Regions from separate parts of the Homo sapiens genome. Here region 1 is linked to region 2. The links are chromatin loops, found by intact Hi-C in ENCODE. Cell type or tissue: chondrocyte. All regions are shown on one strand. Links, peaks and the distances in the headings refer to the core of each region. The heading gives the core; the rest is flanking DNA. Region 1 holds the start of LOC124903737 (a long non-coding RNA gene). Region 2 has its middle 18 kb from the start of WFDC1.

Region 1 (10,064 bases), core at 1,372-9,371, 450 kb before region 2:
AATCATACTTCTAAGCACACTTTCTTATTTCAGTTCATATACAGCCTAAAGTTTTTAGAGCTGGTCAATCCAGTAAGAACACTACAAATCCAAATGATTTGATAAAAATCTTGGCAGCAGAGGAGGAGAGGAGGAGAAAACAAGATTCCAAGCCACTAACACACACTTCCTGTTTCAAACGCAGACACCAAGTGGCTTCAGCATGAGTCAGCGGCAAACACCCTCAAGTCATGAGCTGGAACGCTCAGAAACGGTTCACTGAGTTTTTTTTCTCCTATTATTTTCAAATTTATTAGTTTTACTTAATTATTTTTAAAGTATCTGAGAAAATGTTATAGATTTTAAGCGTGTTTTTATTATAACTTCATGTCAATAATTTCTCCACAGATATGTACCTTCAATCAAATTACAGAATTAACTAGGGGAAAATGAGGAAGAACTTTAGGTACAGACAGCGAGAGATCTTCAAAATACTATTAAAAGAAGAAAGCACTCTCGGTGTAAAAAAGGTAGGAAAATAGAGTATCTGTGTTGCTATATAATAACATATTTGTGTTTGTTAATAATATAGATATTTGTGTCTGCATAAAGAGACACTGGAAAGATCAACAAGAAAAAATGTGGCCCTTCACCTTTGGGACAGTAGCACTGAGTGGACGCTGAGTGGACGCAGACAGGAGTGGAGGGGATTTCCTAGCACGTTTTTTGGAGGGTTTTCTTGGGAGGGGACTACATACTTTATTCAAAACATTAATCATAAAAAGTAAACACAACAGAAATCACCTTACAACTCTTCAAATACACCCATTTTGCACAGACATAATTTCATAAGCATGTTAGTTTCAAGAGCTCATTGACAACAGCTTAGGACTTGATGAAAACATGTCACGCAAAAAAATACACCATAAGTAACTGCTGATTACCAGCTATGCAACACTGAACTATCATTTAACACTTGACAAATCACTAGCCACGGCTGTTTTGAACTCCAACTTAATTTCCTTAACACTGGCTCACATAGCTCAAAAAACAACTCCATCAAAATACACGTGAATCACATTTTAATCCTTAAATGCATGAGCTTTTAAAAGTGAGCAGTTACACTTCAGCAATATTTAAAACCGGTCCTTTCGATTTTATAACTGAAATAAAGGAACGGGCTAAGAAGTCAGTGCCAAGGGTTTAAGAGCATCTCTGCAAGGCGCTCAGCCTCCCGGGGAACTTGATTAGAATTTCCATCTCCCATACAATGAGTATTCCCCATATGCTCATGGCAGATAAACTACATGTATCTTTTTCCTATGTGTCAATACAAATATAACTTATACTCAAGCAGGAATTCTGATACAACCCAATAACCACATATAAAGGAATCCTCTATTTGGGGAGTTAACTATCAAATGTCAGTAAAAGACAAGTCATCGATATCACAAGCTAGGGGAATCCTAAGAATAAAACGGAATTTCTTAGAATTGCAATGCACATTTTGAAAAACGATAAATATTTCTTTCTTGGCAAAGTAAGCTGGCATGGTAACCATTCAAACATGGATTATGAATGATGTGATAAAATAATCCATACAAATGTGAAGGTTAAGACATCATTTTTGTATTTAACAAAATCATATGCATCATTCAAAGCACTACAATGAAGAAGCATTTATTATCAACACTATTCCAAAAGACAAAGTGTTGCTTGGCCAGACACGGTGGCTCACGCTTGTAATCTCGTCACTTCCAGAAGCCGAGGCGAGCAGATCACTTGACTTCAGGAGTTCAAGACCAGCCCAGCCAAAATGGTGAAATCCACCTCCACTAAAAATACAAAAATTAGCCAGGCATGGTGGTGGGTGCCTGTAATCCCAGCTACTTGGGAGGCTGATGCAGAAGAATTACGTGAACCTGGAAGGCGGAGGCTGCAGTGAGCCAAGATGGTGCCACTACACTCCAGCCTGAATGACAGAGGAAGACTCCGTCTCAAAAAAAAGAAAAAAGAAGAGGTGCTGCTTATAAAACAGAATATGACAACTTTATTGGGAGGAAAAAAGGTAATTTTTGCATATGCTGATAAAACTACAAAAAGGGAAAATGGCCAAATACTTATTCAGTAGCAAATACCAGTGAGTGGACGGACATAAATTATAATTTTGATAAAACTACAAAAGGAGGCCGGACACGGTGGCTCACGCCTGTAATCCCAGCACTTTGGGAGGCCGAGGCAGGCGGATCACGAGGTCAGGAGATTGAGACCATCCTGGCTAAACCCCGTCTCTATTAAAAATACAAAAATTAGCCGGGCGTGGTGGCACATGCTTGTAGTCCCAGCTACCCGGGAGGCTGAGGCAGGGGAATCGCTTGAACCGGGGAGGCAGAGGTTGCAGTGAGCCGAGATCGCACCACTGAACTCCAGCCTGGGCAACAGCGAGAAAAAAAAAAAGTAAAAAAGGCCAAATATTTATTCAATATATTTCAATTATTTATTCAATTTATTCAATATATTTATAGCAAATACCAGTGAGTGACAATTATTTAACTAAAATGATATCTGACTAAATGTTGAAGCAAGGCATGTTTGTGACACCAAAAAGTTTATCACAGAAATTCAGGACAGCCAACTGCTATTAAAATGTTCTGGTTTCACCATCTCCTTCTCCAAAAGCCTTCCTAACTTCCAATCAAATGTTATTTTAGGTGTTTGGTAAAATGAGGAATGTTATCAAAAGAGGGGAGGAGAAACTGCTGTTCAAAAAAGTCAATATCCTGAAAGGCTGTGGGAAACTTCCAGACTACAAAAAGCTAGAGACATGATAACTAAATACATTTCCTGACCCTAGACTGGATCCTGTGCTGGAAGGGAAAATTCTAGAAAGGACATTATATGGTCAACTCCCAAAATTAGAATATGGACAGGTTAGAAAAAAGTACTGCATCAATGTAAATTTGTGAAAGTGGTAACGTATTACTGTGGTTATTTAAGAGAATATGCCTATTCTTAGGAAATACACATTCAAGAATTTAGGATTAAGTGGCTACAGTGTATGTAATCTTCCCTGAAATCTCAAAGGGTTTGGAAAAATATTGTATGTCTGTATATTTGCATTTGTTAGCCCATGTCTGTGTGTCTGTATGTGTATCCGTATGAGTGTGTATTTGCAGACAGAGAATTCCAGCACACACAAATGATTAAGCAAATGGATTTAATCTTAACAACAGGTGGATCTGGGTAAAGGACCATCTGGGGATTCTTTGTACTATTTTTCTTTCCGCAACTTTTCAAGTTTCAAACTATTTGCAAATAAAGAGTTTTTGTTTGTTTGTTTGTTTGTTTGTTTGTTTTTTTAAAGCTAACACTGAAAATTGTGAGGTTATGAGGAAAACCTTTACCCTCTCCTTATGTTTGACTGTTTAGTGTTTTCTCTCCTCTGGAAGATTAACTTATTTCAAAGGCTGTCACATGAGGGGGGAAAATTGTAGGTGTTTGGGTAAAATAAAGATGAAAATAACGCTGTGTCTGACTTCACAGGATTTACAACCTAGTGAAGAGGGAAATGCCACTGATGACATGAATTAGTTTTGCCCATAACAGAGCAAGATAAAATACAGAACAATTCAGTTCACACGGGAGACTAAAAAGCACGAGTAAGTTCATCGTTTCTTGTAATTTCAAAGAAAGTGCAGAGCTTAGGACATATTGGTGGCTGTCATTAAAATAAAAGCAGGTACCTGGAGGCCCTGTCAGCCATGCCACACCACAGAAACTGTGACACTGCTGCGGCTAACTCTGCCCTTCCCACAGCTACACCAAATACCATCAGGAAAGACTGGGAAGCCCCCTAAGGTTTCAGCAACTCTGCCAGAGTCAGAACACTGGGGTCAAAAGGAGGTATCAGAAAGCAGTAACAAACGCTCCTTTCCCGCGTCCTGTGGTTGCATAGGAAATGCCCAGGGGCGGGACGGCACAGAAATGCCTGCGATTCGGGGGAGCAAAGTACAAGGGCTTCAGGCATTTCTTCCCCTTTTTAGGGGAAGTAAGACTGTGAACTAGAGAAGCTATTTATTCCCCTCCACCACTTCCCCTCATATCCCATCCGGCCTCCATCCCGGGCTTTCAAAACTCTCACTGTTCACATCTTTACTTTCTGATCCTTTCTCAAGAGGATGTGGAAAAAAATATACAAGAAACACTTCGAGAAAAGGGGGGCAAGCCCACACCACAGCAGGGATGGGAACAAAAGACACCTTCCTCCCTGAAGCATAGCCTGTTGGCTAAGCTGGCTCAGTTTACCTTCTGGAGGTGTGTGGAGGCCACTACGGCCCTCAGGGGGCCTGAGTTGAGAAACCCTGGGCAAAGGTTTAGACGAAGTGGGAAAACCAGTGTTCCTGCTAAAGGAAAAACAAAGACCTTGCCCTCAGCAATAAAGACACATTCCTCCATCTCAGCCCAAGGAAGGCGAGAAGGAGAAAAGATGTCTAATGTTCACTTGCACAACCTGCTGGCTACAGCTCTCCCGCCGGAACTGCGGGAAACGCCACTTTCGGCTTCAGGAGACGCTGGGGACTATCAGTACAGCACGGCACTAGGGGGCGCTGCAGCACAGCATTCTGAAAGTTTCATCTCTCTGGAAATTTGAATAAATATGCAGGTTGTTCCAAATTAACATTCTCTGCCTTCAAAAGGACTGATAGAAATAGGAGATCAGCCCTGAAGTAAGAATGTAAATACTTTGCTGCTGCATTTGTACCTGCAGTTTCCGAGGCAGGTGGACAACTATGACCAATCTCTAAGAACAATCTCCCATTCACAGATGCACAGCTAAGCCTCACAGTGGCAAATGGTATAACCAGGTCACAGTCAAATACACAAGAAGCTGAGAAGTATAAAGTATTCTCCCTCTTCTCCTGATCCAAATAAGCTCAATTTGGGGAAACATGAAAAGAGCAATAGACTGTTTGGCATGATTAAAGCCTTAATCTCATCTACAAAATGAAGGTATGTTGGACCAGACAACTTCTAAAATTCTTCCCATCTCCAAAAGGATCTCTTGGATCTAAAAAGGATTAAGAAACACGGGTTTGAAAATGTCGTCAGACAGGCCGGGCACGGTGGCTCACACCTGTAATCCCAGCACTCTGGGGGGCCGAGGCGGGTGGATCACCTGAGGTCAGGAGTCAGAGAACAGACTGCCAACATGGTGAAACCCTGTCTCTACTAAAAACACAAAAAAAAATTAGCCGGGCATGGTGGCAGGCGCCTCTAATCTCAGCTACTCAGGAGGCTGAGGCAGGAGAATTGCTTGAACCCAGCAGGCAGAGGTTGCAGTGAGCGGAAATCGTGCCATTTGCACTCCAGCCCGGGTAACAAGAGCAAAACTCCGTCTCAAAAAAGAAAAAAGAAAAGAAAGAGAAAAAGAAAAAGAAAATGTCATCAGACTAATGCATGCTACAACAGGATGACTTTGAAAACATTATACTAAGTTAAAGCCACACACAAAGAGCCATAAATTGTTTCTTCCATTCATATGAAATGCCAAGAATAGGCAAATTACCAGACACAGAAAGATCATGGTTGCCAAGGGCTGGGAGGAGAGGAGAATGGGGGAGCGGGAGGCGGTGACTGCTAATGAACATGAGCTTTCTTTTGGGGATGATGAAATGTTCTAAAATGGACTACGGTGTTAGCTGCAAAACTTTGTGAATACACTAAAAACCACTGAAATGCATATTTATTCAAATACACAAACTCCACAGCATGTGAATTATATCTCAATAAAGTTTTAAAAAAGGTCAGTACTTATATCAAAATAAAAATTTTAATTTCTTTACTAGGCTTTATGAATCAAAGCCCAGTAAGTTATGGGTGCTAGCTGATATCTACTGAACAATCATTGTGTGCTTTCAACTTCAGAAGGTGGTGTGGGTGGTTCTGAGGACATCTGGAGATGACACTATCATCAACTAGTGAATGCACACCAGGAAGTTCGCCAATTTAACAATATGCACTGAGCATCAACAATCCACACTCAACTATGCGAGACTACGAGAGTAAAACTTTGAACACAACACACACAGGGGTCAGGGCATGGTGACATTTACAGTTTTATTACAGTGCAAGCCAACTGCAAGCTGAACTAAGTGTTACAAATGGCAGAAGCAGACAAAGGAAGAAGGAGGAAGAGAAGTTTTGTTCCCTCACTAATAGGGCTATAGCAAAATTTTGCTTTACTTTCTTGGGGCAAAGAGGTCCTGAGAAGCGAACAAAGTAGACAAACTATCACAAAGTCACTCTCACAGGCAGCCTCTCTCCTTGAAACTCAAATGTCAAAGTACTGCAATTGAGTGTCTACTTCCCTGTTTGTATATTCTATTTCTACTATTAAAGTGCTATCAAAAAGTAATCATTTTACCTCTCAAAGTATGGTTTTTAACAGGTTGGCTGTATATTAAGTGCTTTCATGGAGATTCCGAGCTAAAATTTCCTTCAGAAATTTTAGATTGAATTCAGATTGAATCTCCAAATTAGAAAACATGATTCACTTAACAGAAACCCACTTTTACCAACTTTCCAGTCCTGTGTCTATATTAGAACTGTATTACAAAATGGCCATTAAATTTTAACTCGCTTTGCTCTTAACTAGTACTAAATAGCAAGGTAATATAGATAGCCCTCATTATTGAATAACTTCCTGTGTAAAATTGCTATTGTATGAAACACAGCAGATAAATTAGGGAGTAAATTCAGTCAACTTTATCTGGGATAGCCCTAGTAGAAGTTCAAGATTCCACCAACTTTCATATTCATTACAATCACCTTGGTGCTGACCTTAAGAAAAAAAGAAATGGAAGATGAAACCAATAAAAAAGAAACTGTAACAGAAGCAGTTCTATCTTTGCTGGGGCCAAGGACGAACAAAAGAAGAGGCTGCAAGGGGGCTCAATGTCATTCTGGGGAATGACAGAACTGGTGTCTTGATTGTGGAGGTGATTACACAAATGAATACATCTGTTAAAATTCATGGAAATATACACTTTAAATGGGTGAAATTCACCGCACATACGTTATACCTCCATAAAGCTGATTTCTTTAAAGTACAAGAATCGAGTTAGATCCATCTTTGTTTAGCCAGAAGTTAATGCAGTAGACTTGGCATAGAGTAGGTGCTCAAAATAGCTTTGTTGAACAAATGAATTCAGGAAGAGGAAGATGAAAAAACCCACACAAATAAAAAGCTTATCTAAGGATAAGGAATAATTTCTCCAAACTACATAGCAATCATTGTGACTTCCCAGGCGTCAGTGGGCTGACAGTCTTAACTTGATCACTCTGAATGGTTTTTATTCTCATGTTTTTATTATCACCAGAGATGTTCCAGCTAGGAGTACATCTTTCATTCTCAAATATAATCTTCAAATAAATACAATCAAGAAATAACACTTATTTTTAAAGTATAACACTTAAACTTATATTTTAAAATATAAGACTTATTCAACGTAAGTGAATTAAGCTTCACAGAACACTTTAAAGGAACACCTATTTTGACCTAAAGAAAAATCATTAACAATTACCATGTGATCCATTTCCCAAGCTAAAGAGAAACCACTTTTCAAAATCTTAAGTGTATAAGGGGGAAAAAAGGCCAAAAAAAAAAAAACCCTGGATGTGATCAGAAGGTATCGGAGCCGGTCAATCCTTTTAAAATCGACTTTATTCCCCACCCCCCATCTTTGACCCTCAAATAAGACCACCGGTTTCCAGTGTGAAGCAGGCATGCATCCTGTATTTCTTGGTCCCTCCTTTCTGCTCAAACTGTCTTTCTGGGCACATTTCACTAAGAACCACCTATTTGTACTCAGTTTCACTTTGCTGTCAATGACAGGAACTCATGTTCCTAGGGACAAAAAATTATCATTTAAATTGATGTACTATAAAATTAAGACGACTGAGCCGGACGCAGTGGCTCACACCTGTAATCCCAGCACTTTGGGAGGCCGAGGCGGACAAATCACTTGAGGTTAGGGAGTTCGAGACTGGCCAACATGGTGAAACTCCATCTCTACTAAAAATACAAAAATTAGCTGGGCGTGGGGGAGTCTGCCTGTAATCCCAGCTACTCGGGAGGCTAGCAGGAGAACTGCTTAAACCTGGGAGGTGAAGGTTTCAGTGAGCCAAGATCACACCACTGCACTCCAGCCTGGGAGACAGAGTGAGACTCTGTCTCAAAAAAAGAAGACTGACAATATCAAATGTTGGTGAGGACAGAGAAGAAGCATTCTCATACACTGCTGGTGCAGATAGAAAACGGCATGGCCGCTTTGAAAAAGCCTTGCAGTTTCTTACAGAATAGAATATACGCTTACCACATTTTACCCACAAGAAATGAAAACCTATGTCCACACAGACACTTGTACATGAATGTGAACAGCAGATTCAAACAGTGGGAACAACAAAAATGTCTATCAAGAGGAAAGAGACAAGCAAACTGTGGGACATCCACAAAGGAATACTACCCAGTACTGAAAAGGCTGGAACTCAACACTCAACATGGCTAAATCTAAATAGTTGGGTCAGGTGAAGGTAACCAAACAAAAGAGTACAGTTTGTGTAATTCTGGGCCAATGTAATTCTAGAAAAGGCAAACTTTCTTAGCCTATAGTGACAGAAGCAGACCACTAGCTGCCTGGACAAGGTGGGGATTCATGGCAAAGGGGCATGAAGAAACTCTCTGAGCAATGGAAATGTTCTATATATGGAGTGTGGTAGTAGTTACTACTTTGGTGTATACATCTGTCAAAACTCAAACTGGGCTGGGCGTGATGGCTCCCAGCCTGTAATTCCAGCACTTTGGGAGGCCAAGGTGAGAGGATCACTTGAGAGGAGTTCAAGATCAGCCTAGGCAACACGGTGAAACCCTGTCTCTATGAAAACACAAAAAATTAGCCAGGTGTGGCGGCGTGTGCCTGTAGTCCCAGCTACTCGAGAGGCTGAGGCAGGAGAATTGCTTGAACCCGGGAGGCGGAGGTTGCAGTGAGCTGTGATCGCGCCACTGCACTCCAGCCTGGCAACAGAGCAAGACTCAATCTCTAAAACAAAACAAAACAAAACAAAGCCAGACTTGGTGGCACATGCCTGTAGTCCCAGTTACTTGGGAGGGCTGAGGCAGGAGGATGGCTTGAACCCAGGAGGTCAAGGCTGCAGTGAGCTATGATCACACCACTGCACTCCAGCCTGGGAGACAGAGCAAGACCTCGTCTGAAAAACAAAGACAAAAAACCTCGAACTGCAAACTTAAAATGGGTACATTTATTGTATTAAATTATACTTCAATAAGGTTGACTTTTTAAAAATTGTTATGCACAATCTATGTAAAGCAGATGAAGCAGTACCATAATCAAAGCTCTTGAAGACCAATGGCCACAGTTGTAATCTTTCATTTACAGAAGAATAATTCCTCAGTACGCTCTATTTGTTAATCTCTCATCTACGGAAGAAGAATTCTTCAGTACACCCTATTTGTAGGCATCCACACTCTGGGATTTTTAGTTTCACATTCCTTGGTCCAAAGACCTCCCAGTGCTACACAACATCATCTTAAAAATTCTGCATCATTGCCGGGCATGGTGGCTCACACCTGTAATCCCAGCACTTTGGGAGGCCCAGGCAGGTGGATCACCTGAGGTCAGGAGTTCAAGACCAGCCTGGCCAGTGGTGAAACCCCGTCTTTACTAAAAATACAAAAATTAGTCAGGCATGGTGGCGGGCACCTGTACTCCCGGCTACTCGAGAGGCTGAGGCAGGAAAATAGCTTGAATACGGCAGGCGGAGGTTGCCGTGAGCTGAGATCGCGCCACTGCACTCCAGCCTGGGCAAAAGAGCGAGACTCCTTCCCAAAAAAAAAAAAAAAAAATTGTGCATCATTGGCCGGGCGCGGTGGCCCAGGACTGTAATCCCAGCACTTTGCGACGTCGAGGTGGGCAGATCATGAGGTCAGGAGATCGAGACCATCCCCGCTAATACGGTGAAACCCCGTCTCTATTAAAAAATACAAAAAATTAGCTGGGTGTGGTGGC
Region 2 (10,015 bases), core at 1-8,000:
CGATTTGAGGACTCCACGCCCCACACCCCACACCCCAGGTCAGGGCAAGAAAAGTGAGCTCCAGCCCCCCAATGTCATTGCTTTGTCAGTCCATCGCTCATCCCCCCACCCCGCTGTGGTGGGCTGGGTGGGGGCTCAGGGTCCTCTGCGGCAGGTCAAAGTCAGACGATCCAGGAAGATGTTGGTGTTGGCTTCATAAAAGCTGATCCAGGCAGAACCATTCAAAGCTGTCACTTGCCAGGAATGTCATTAACAAATAACCAACTGTAAGTCTAGAAAAGCTGGACGTCAGGCCATCCCCCTCTGCTGATGCGTCTCCCAGGAGGTGAGCTTGCAATTTCACAAGCTCTTCCCAGAGTACACCAACTTTCCAGGAAAGTAACTGCTTCCCACCTTCCTACACACCAGCTCCACCTGTGTTTCTGGGGATGCCCCATGGCGGGCCCTGGTGATGACGGGTAGGGGTCCTGGTAGGCGAGGGGACCTGGGCAAAATGTCAGCGGGTTCCCTCCGTCATGAAGGGGGCCATCAGTCAGAAGGCAAAGATCATGAAGACCGATGCTGTAAGGACACAAAAGCCTAAGAAAGCCTGGGAAAGTGACTTTAGGCACGTTAGGGAATTGGACAACCCCCTTAAGACTGGGCGGGAAGGAGCGGTGTCCAGCGGGTGACTTCTAAACCCACAGAAGAGAGGAAGCCGGCCAGTCAAGTAAGTGGAGGCCATGGTGGAAGGAATTTCCATGACACCTGCCCCTGGCTCTAATCCCTGCTGGACTCTAAACTCATGAGGGTCTTGAGGGGCAGAACGGCTCTTGCTGGATCCAGAGATGAGAGGAGAAATTGAAGGGCAGTGACAGCAGAGTTTCAAAGCAAGCCCCTCCTTAGTGGTGATGGTGGCTGATTGCCCAAGAGCCAACCAGGTATTCCTTCCCCCTTTTATTGGTGATTGGTTCAGGCATCAGTCTGTCATCTGATTTGGACCAATGAGGTGGGAGGGAAGTCAGGTTAGGGGCTTCTGGGAAAGTGGTCCTCATACCTCAGAGATGCAGGAAAGTGATGGTTCAGGTGCACGTCTGGACTTTACCCAGCAGGGATACGATGCCCAGATCTGCAACAGCCACTCTGTGACTGTGAGGAAGGCCAATCAGAGGGTGAGGCCAACACTGACATGATGGCGTTTGGCAGTGGGGGGACGGGCGGGGTGGGGGACGATCCTGAGTCCCTGGTGATATCGCTGAGCTGTTGAATTTAGTCAATCTCGGAGCCAGCCTACCTCTGGACTTCTTGTTACATGGGACAAACTAATCTTCTTTAGGGTTAAGCTAGTTGAGTTGAGCTTTTGCTGACCACCAACTACATCCTGACTGATACACATCACGTTCTCATCCAGCCAGACTGATGAGCAGCTGTGAAAGCAGAAGGGAAAAGGGAGTGGAGTGACTCATATTTCATGAGCAACTACTGTGTGCCCTACCCTGTGTGTAGGTCTCTCCTTAGTCCTCTTACCAGCCCTTTGAGGTGCCGATTACTATTGTGACCCCACTTAACAGAAGAGGAAACCAAGGCTGAGAGGTGAAGACACTGCCCGATTCCACCTGGTGGGACTGGGATGTGAACCCAGTTCCACTTATGCACCTGGCCAACCTGCTTTCCGGAGAACAGTGACAGAGCTGCCCTGGCAGGGAAGGGAAGCCTCAGCTTGAGCTGAGCCACCTTTTCCTGGGAATATCCCTTGTTACCTAAGAGCTCAGGACACTGACCTGCCTGATGATCCGCAGCCATCCAGAGCCAGGAGCCCACCCAAGAGAGATCAGGAACTCAACTGGATGCCATTCAACCACGGGCCCCACTGTCACGACCTGCATGGAGACGCCGCATGGAACCCTTCGTTCTTCCTTCCTGGAGGTCAGTGACAGCTTGGAGTGATCCATGGGACAGTAGAGCACACTGAGCTCTCCGATGACCATCCTGGCAGGGACCTTGGGGAACACGTTAGCATGGCAGGAGTTTAAAAAGAGAGAAAGAAAGAGTCCTTGATCCTTATTATGCAGCGCCTGGTGCAAATAAATCTATCGCTTGCAAAAACAAGCTGTCCTATAATAAATCACAGCGTGATGGGCGCATAAATCCAGAACTCAAGCTCCCAGCCGCTGCCTGGCCGGGCATGTGGGGCTCACACACAGCAGGCCTGTGGGAAAGGCAACAGCCCCCGCTCAGGCCCACGCGCCTGCTCAGCCTTTCCCTTTCCTCAAGAACAGGCCTCCCATGGTTTCTCTAACGCTTATTTTTTATTTTATCTATTTATTTTTGAGATGGAGTCTTGCTCTGTCACCCAGCTTAGAGTGCAGTGGCACAATCTCAGCCCACTGCAACCTCCGCCTCCCACGTTCAAGCGATTCTCCTGCCTCAGCCTTCTGAGTAGCTGGGACTACAGGCTCCCACCACCATGCCTGGCTAATTTTTGTACTTTTAGGAGAGACAGGGTTTCACTGTGTTGGCCAGGCTGGCCTTGAACTCCTGACCTCAGGTGATCTGCCCCCCTTGGCCTCCCAAAGTGCTGGGATTATGGGTATGAGCCACTGCATCTGGCCTATATTTTCATTTTTCTAATAACAAAGGCACAGGTTTTTTATTAATCAGTGGGAAAATGGAAACAATCTTGGATATTGAAAACAGAGGAGATTAATGCAGAGAATTGGCTATACAAGGAACAGAAGGGCCAAGAAACCACATAAGAGATGACCAGGCAACCCAGAGATGAATGGCAAGAAGCACTGCCCCATCTGCAGGGCGAGCAACAAACAGAGGAGGGGGCATTTCTACCACCCAGGATCTAGGGCTGCAGGAGGAAGCTGGAATCACAGTAGCCTGCCCAGTAAAGCTGGGGCCACGGAGGGTGCATGGCCACTGGTAGAAACCCCGTCCAAGGAGAGACCTGTCCAGAGAGATGGGGAGAAATGCCCTGGCTTCCCTCTTCCTCCCCTTCAGACTCCCCACAATGCTGCCTATTGGCTGAGCCTAGTGACAGAAGGAGAGCCAGGGACACGCTGCTTGCAAGAGGCAGTCCCTTGTGATGTCCTGCAGAGCAGGAGTGGGGGAAGGGAAGAAGCGACAGCAGACTCAGGACCAGCACGTGTATTCACTGCAAAATACATGCCCTCCCGCATCAAAAAGGTTACCATCTTTATTTCCTCTCTGCCTTTCTTCTTCCTTTCCATCCCAACTGGATCAAAAGCTGATAGATTCAAAAGTGATGGCGGAAATTTTCCATTCATTTATTAAGTAAATAGTTACTGGGCATCTGCCATGTGCTGGGTACTGAGACTCAGAGAGGTCAGAGACAAGGTCGCTGCTCCCTTGCACTAGGGATGCACTAGAATGCACTAGTTTGCATTCTGCTGGGGGGTGGGGATGTCACACGGTAAACAAGAAAGAAATGAATGAACAAGATAATCCCGCACAGTGGTGAGTGCTATGAAGAAAATGAAACAGAGTGGCGAGCGATGAGAACGGCTTGCGTAGGGTGGAGGCCAGAGAGGCCCTCCCAGAGCAGCTGACGTCCTAGTCAAGACTGGAAGGATGGAAAGGAATTCTCTTGCAGAGAGAAGTAAAGGCATATCCAGGCAGGGGGCATGGCAGGTGCAAAGACCCTGAGGTGCACGGCCCTGTGTTCAAGCCACAGCCCTGCTGCTTCCCAGAAATGAACCTTGAGGCAAGTGTGTGAGTTCTCGGAGCCTCAGTTCCCTCCCCATCAAATGGGATAATAACCACGCCTGCCGCACAGGAGCGCTGCGCAAATCAAAAATGACTACCCGTGAAAAGAAAAACAGCCCAGTGAAAACTAGGAAATTCATCACTATCATCTCCATCCACAAATCACATCAGTCCTTCCCACAAGGCAAGCTCCTATCGACTCTGATGTTTGTTACCTGCATTTTAAGCAAATCATGTCTCTAAGTCAGGGGAGCAGAAAAGAATTAAGATCTATAAAATTAACAGAGCCCAATACTAAGAGGCATTACCAGAACCAACATCTTTCCCGAACAGTGGACATGTTTCTGTTTGGTATATCCACACCTCTCATGGCCACAGGACAGCCACCTGTATATCATTAGTTTGGCTAACACTGTACTCCCTAAATGAAAGGAGGTTTCAAAGGAAAATCTTAAATGCTAAAAACTTTAAAATGGTGAAACTTTTAAAAGGTATTAGGATAATTGCCACAATAGTACTCTAGCTTTTGCTACCTTGATAAGTGTATTTAGCAGAATCTGAGAGAACTGGTCCAGGGTAGATGTAAGTGAGCATAATTGAATTAATAGAAAGAAAAAGAGAAGAGAGAGAGAGAAAGCGAAAAGAAAGAAAGAAGCCAGGCGCGGTGGTTCATGCCTATAATCCCAGCACTTTGGGAGGCCAAGGCAGGCAGATCGCTTGAGCCCAGGAGTTCAAGACCAGCCTGGCAACATAGGGAAACCCCATCTCTACTGTAAATTTAAAAAATTAGCGGGGCATGGTGGCACATGCCTGTAATTGCGGCTACTCAGGAGGCTGAGGTGGGAGGATTGCTTGAGCCCAGGAGGTTGAGGCTGCAGTGAGGTGAGATTACACCATGGCACTTTAGCCTGGGCGACAGAGCCAGACTCTGTCTCAAAAATAATAATAATAAGGAAATAAAGAAAGAACTGGAGTTGCCAACAGACAGTGAGACAGCTAGGGCCCCAGGTAGGGGACTGCAACCCACCACGGAATTAGGCATCTGAGAGCGTCCGCGCCTGACGAGGCTCTGGCTCACAGCGCCCCCTGCTGGAAGCATCCAGATGCTACTAAGGGAAGAAGTGAGTTATTTAAACTACAGAGTATATAACATTGCCTAGTTCCAAGCTAACTGGCCTGGTTAATCTCCTCCCTTTATAAAATGAAATTTGTCATGATTTGAACAGAGCTGGTTTGAGTTTAATCTGTCATCTCCACCTAACTGGCTAAGCGAAATAACAATAAAGACAACTACAGAAGAAGATGACATTCACAGATGCCCATCGGGGATGTAGCTTATGATCATAAAACATGGGGGTGGGGGTGGGGGGGGGCAAATGTTCAATCTTAAGGAATTGGTTATGGAATTATATAGATTTAGGCAATGGAATTCTATGCCCCTATTGAAATGGTACATAATTATTGACTTGGAAAAATGCTCGTAATGTATTGCTAAGTGATAAAAATGAATTATACAACATAATGTATTATATATTTCAGTTTTTGCAAAAAACATGTTTTTGTTTGTTTGTTTGTTTTGTTTTGGGGGGGATGGAGTTTCGCTCTTGTTGCCCAAGCTGGAGTGCAATGGCGCAATCTCGGCTCACAGCAACCTCCGCCTCCCGGGTTCAAGGGATTCTCCTGCCTCAGCCTCCCGAGTAGCTGGGATTACAGGCGCACACCACCACGCCCGGCTAATTTTTTGTATTTTTAGCAGAGACGGGGTTTCACCATGTTAGCCAGGCTGGTCTCTAACTTCTGACCTCAGGTGATCCCCCCGCCTCAGCCTCCCAAAGTGTTGGGATTACAGGCATGAGCCACCAGCAAAAAACACATATTTTAATGTATATACGTCCATTGGAAAATGTGAAGAAATACACATTAATACATTAGCATTTGGTTATTTCTAGGGGGTGACATCAGGAATCCTCCCTTTTTTACTTGCGTCTGCTCTCCCATTTTTCTATAAATGACAGCTCACATATATAACATGATAAAGTAACTCTCTAGCATTGAAATGGGATTACAGGAGAAGTATTTGACCTACCAAAAGGAATGGAACTGTTTTCCAAGATTTTGCAAAACCATTTGTTTTGAGTCAGTTCAATTAATCACATTTATTTAGCTTCAGAGAGGCCAAGGACTAGAATCTGACCCCTGTGGGTACTAGGTATCTTGACCTAGGTTCATACCCAAGTTGCGGCCTCAGCAACACACAGCTTTCCCTAAAGCAGAAGAAACCAAGAAACAGTGAGCATGGGCCTGCACAGCCCCTCCCTGTCCTGGGAAAGCAACATGCATGTGCCCAACACACCCATGCACACACACACACATACACACACACTTGAGCAGGTAAACCAGGTGCTACCTTCTGCCCTAAAAGCCAGTGGATGCAACCTCACAACAGTCTAGAACTAAGCCCCGGTGCCTGGCACACCGTGGGCACATAGAATGGAATATGTGGCTTTCATTCAATAACAAAGTAGAGTGGAATAAATACCTGAATAAGCAGAATACAGAGAATGAAGGAAATGAAAAGGAATGAGGTGGATAAAATGGAGTGAAACGGACTGTCATAAATGAATAGAATGATAAAATCAGAGGCATGGCCTAGAGTGAATAAATACCACAGAACTGCATGAATCACGAGATATAGTGAATGAATGGGATGAATGAATGGGAGGAGGTGAAATGGAATGAATGAGTGAATTGAATGAATAAAAGAAGACATAGTTGCTGACCTTAAGGGGTTCATGCTGTAGGGGGAAGGAGACCAGTAAGCCAAGAATTACCGGAGCTTTGCCCCACGCCCTGTGCTAACAGACCAGCTGTGGAACACAGAGCAATTGATCTTGTGGTGTCTTATACATGGTCCTGTTGACCCTCACAGTGGACGGACAGCTCTGTAATGCAGCCTCCTTCATTAGTTCCTTTTTGCAAATGAAGAAATGGAGACGGGGCAGCTTTCGTCTATTCCCTGGAAAGAGTATTTCCAGATTGGGTTCGAGATCTGCAGGCAGGAGGTTTATCAGGTTATGCTCTTGGGGCCACATCCGTGGAAAGGGAGTAGGAGCCCAGGGAAGAAGTTGGCTGGGACATAGTCTCAAGGAGAGCCTCAGCCAACCTCCTGGTGGGTTCTGAAGCTGGAAGAGCCTTCTGGGGTGCCCTGGGGTTGGGCGAGGGGGCTGGGCCTTACACCCAGCCACCTACCTCCCCACACTGGCCAGTCATGGGATACAGGCCACTTTTGGAGAGGGTGGCATGAAATTTATGAGCCTCTTCCCACGTTTCCTTCCTGGGACTGTCATAACCAGGTATCACAGAACAAATGGCTTTAAACAACAGAAATGTATTCTTTCATCACTCTGGAGTCCAGACATAGGAAATCAAGGCATCTGCAGGGTTGGTTCCCTCTGTGGGCTCTGAGGAAGGACCTTCTTCTGGCTCTGGGGACAGCCAGCCACCCTTGGTGTTCCTGGGCTCGTGGACACATCCCTCAGATCTCCACATCCGCCTACACGCAGCATTTCCCCCAAGTGTCTGGCTTCACACACTAGCTTCTTATGAGGACACCACCCCGCTCCAGTACGACCACATCTTAATTTAACAAATTACATCTGCAACAAATCTATGTCCCAACAGGGTCACATTCTTTGGTTCTGGGGGTCAGAAATCAGCATATTTTTCTTGGGGGACACATGTCAATCCACAATGCCAGTCAAGGGATTTTCTGAAGCAGGCTGGTGGCCGAGCGCCCGCGGCTGCCAGCAGCACTCCCAGTAGCTGAGGGGCTGAGGCCTTCAGTCCTGAAGGGGCCTCTGGCCTCAGAGCGCCTACTAGAGAAACTGAGACTTGAGGGGTTTAAATCACTTCTTCAGGGTCACAGACGTAGCAAAAAATCAAGCAAGGGCTTGAACCCTGTGCTCAGGCACGTGCTAAAGAGCTAGAACTTGATTCTGTGGCCAAGGGGAAGCCGTCGAAGGAATTTAAGCCAGAAATTGATCACATTTATTTTCCAGAAAGGCAACTCTGAAAACTGGGTGACGAATGGGAAGGTGGGCTCAGCAGTGGAAGCCAGGAGGGCTGGCAGGGGTCAGGGGCTGCTGCAGGAATCCAGTCTCATGGGATAGTACCCAGGCTGCGATGGGCAGAGGAATGACCCCCAAAGATGTCCCCATCCTTATTTCCAGAGGCTGGGTCCATCTTGCTACTGTGGTTAGCTTACATGGCAGATGCGCAAGTGTGGACTTTGCAGATGTGATTAAGTCAAAGATCTTGAGGCGAGAAGATGATCCCGCGTGATCCAGGTGGGCCCAATGTCATGACCAAGGTCCTTATAAGAAGGAGGGCAATGGCCAGGCATGGCGGCTCATGCCTGTAATCCCAGCACTTTGGGAGGCCGAGGCGGGTGGATCACCTGAGGTCAGGAGTTCAACAACAGCCTGGGCAACATGGCAAAACCCTGTCTCTACTAAAAGTACAAAAATTAGCTGGGCATGGTGGTGGGTGCCTGTAATCCTAGCTACTCGTGAGGCTGAGGCAGGAGAATAGCGTGAACCCGGGAGGCGGAGCTTGCAGCTAGCCAAGATCGCACCACTGCACTCCAGCCTGGGCAACAGAGCAAGACTCTGTCTCAAAAAAAAAAAAAAAAAAAAAAAAGGAGGAGGGCAAGAGGGTCTGAGTTTGCTTGTCTCACCTTGATGTACAAGGCTCAAAATCTGACTCCATCCTCTAATTCACTCCTCGCCACTCTTCCCCACAATCCCCCTTCCCAGCCCCAATCACCTTCTTTGTGTCCCTCAAACACACCAAACTCATGCCTGGACCAAGTCCTTTCACTTGCTGTATGAAGTAAATGCTCCATCTAGAACGCTGTCTTCCCCTATTTTAAAAAAATGTGTGCATACCTGTCCTCCTATCATTGAAGTTTCAGCTTAAATGTCACCTCTTTGGAGAGAGAGAGAGGCCTTCCCCATTGTCCTAGTTAATGGTAGGGTGACCCTGTCACTCTCATTGCCCTATTATGATTTTCTCCGCAGCCACTTGTCACTCTTGTATCTTCCTGTCTGATTTGTTTATTGCCTGTCTCCTGCTCAAGGTCAGCTTCAAGAGAGTAGAGACCCCGCCTACCTTGTACACTAGTGATTCCTCAGTGCCTAGAGCTGAACATGCAATAGAGTAGGTATTCAAATATCAGATGGATGATGGATGGATGGAAGACTGGTGAATGGATGGGAAGATAAAAGGATGTGTGGATAGAAAAATGGATGGAAGGATGGAGCTATGGAAAGAAATATGGAACCATGGGTAGATGGTTGGATGGAAGGATGGATAGATGGAAAACTGGTGGATGGAAGGAAAATTGATTAATGGATTAAAGGGTTAATGGATGGCAAAACAGGTTGTCAGCAGGATGAGTAAAATGAGAAGATGGGTGGACGGATGGATGGATGGATGGATGGATGGATGGATTGGTGGGTAGATAAAGAATAGGCAGATAGAAGGATGTTTGGATGGATTAAAGGATGGGTGGTGAAGGATAGAAAGTTGGATTGATGGAATGATAGAAGGATAGAATAATGGAAGAATAAATGGATGGTGAATGAATGTATAGGTTGATTAAAAAAGATGGAAGATGAATCAATAGAATAATGGACAAATGGAAGAATGAGTGGATGGATGAATGATGGGAGGATGGTTAGATGGAAGGATGGAAGGTTGAATGAATGAAAGAGAAAATGGGTAGATCAAAGGATAGGTGGGTGGAAATACATGGATGGAAGGAAAGATAGATGATGAGGGGATAGAATAGAAGGTGACAGAATGGAGGATATATGGAAAGAAATGGAAGTAAATGGATGGAAGGAAGGATAGATGTAAAATTCCTCAAAATGTGGCTACCAGACTGAGCTGGATCAATATTTTCCATCTGTTTTTAAAGAGGTTGCTCTATGCCTTCCTGACAGACTTTTGTTACCAAGTGACAGAAGTCAACAGGCTGTTTGCACCTCTAATCCTCAGAACCAGATTCTGTAATCATCTTATCTTATCAGCAAATATCTATATTTAATAAACTCCCCACCTGATGTCTGGCCCCACACACAGCTATTGACTTAGCTGCTTGATCACGAGGGCTTGGTAATCCCGGTTCAAAGCATTAGCACTAAATTCTCCCATCACCAGTGGGGCCCCTCTGTGCTCTGGTCCCCTTCCAAAAAAATAAATAAATAAAAGAAAAAAAGACTCACTCACATCACTTCCC

Evidence for each region. Peaks named below come from ENCODE experiments on the same cell type or tissue, not always from the same donor. Only the 100,000 strongest peaks of a DNase experiment are listed, where the experiment ranks them.
Region 1: it touches region 2 in a loop (5-fold over the local background); 8 of 110 quality-filtered maps call a loop at or near these places.

Annotation. Positions count from the first base shown.
Region 1 is chr16:84,720,731-84,730,794 of GRCh38, reverse strand. All of the region lies in intron 1 of USP10 (ubiquitin specific peptidase 10), which reads right to left. It overlaps LOC124903737 (a long non-coding RNA gene), which reads left to right and starts at 226. Exons shown (of 3, transcript XR_007065154.1): 1 at 226-253; 2 at 388-509; 3 at 1,741-3,314. RefSeq lists enhancers at 3,538-4,038, 4,264-4,313, 4,438-4,732. In chondrocyte, for the core only: CTCF peaks have their summits at 4,368 and 4,570 (motif pointing right); a DNase peak (open chromatin) is centred at 4,548.
Region 2 is chr16:84,272,208-84,282,222 of GRCh38, reverse strand. No RefSeq gene overlaps it. Among named protein-coding and RNA genes, the nearest start is that of WFDC1, 18 kb to the left of the region's middle. In chondrocyte, for the core only: CTCF peaks have their summits at 4,571 and 4,789 (motif pointing left); no DNase peak of the experiment used is centred there.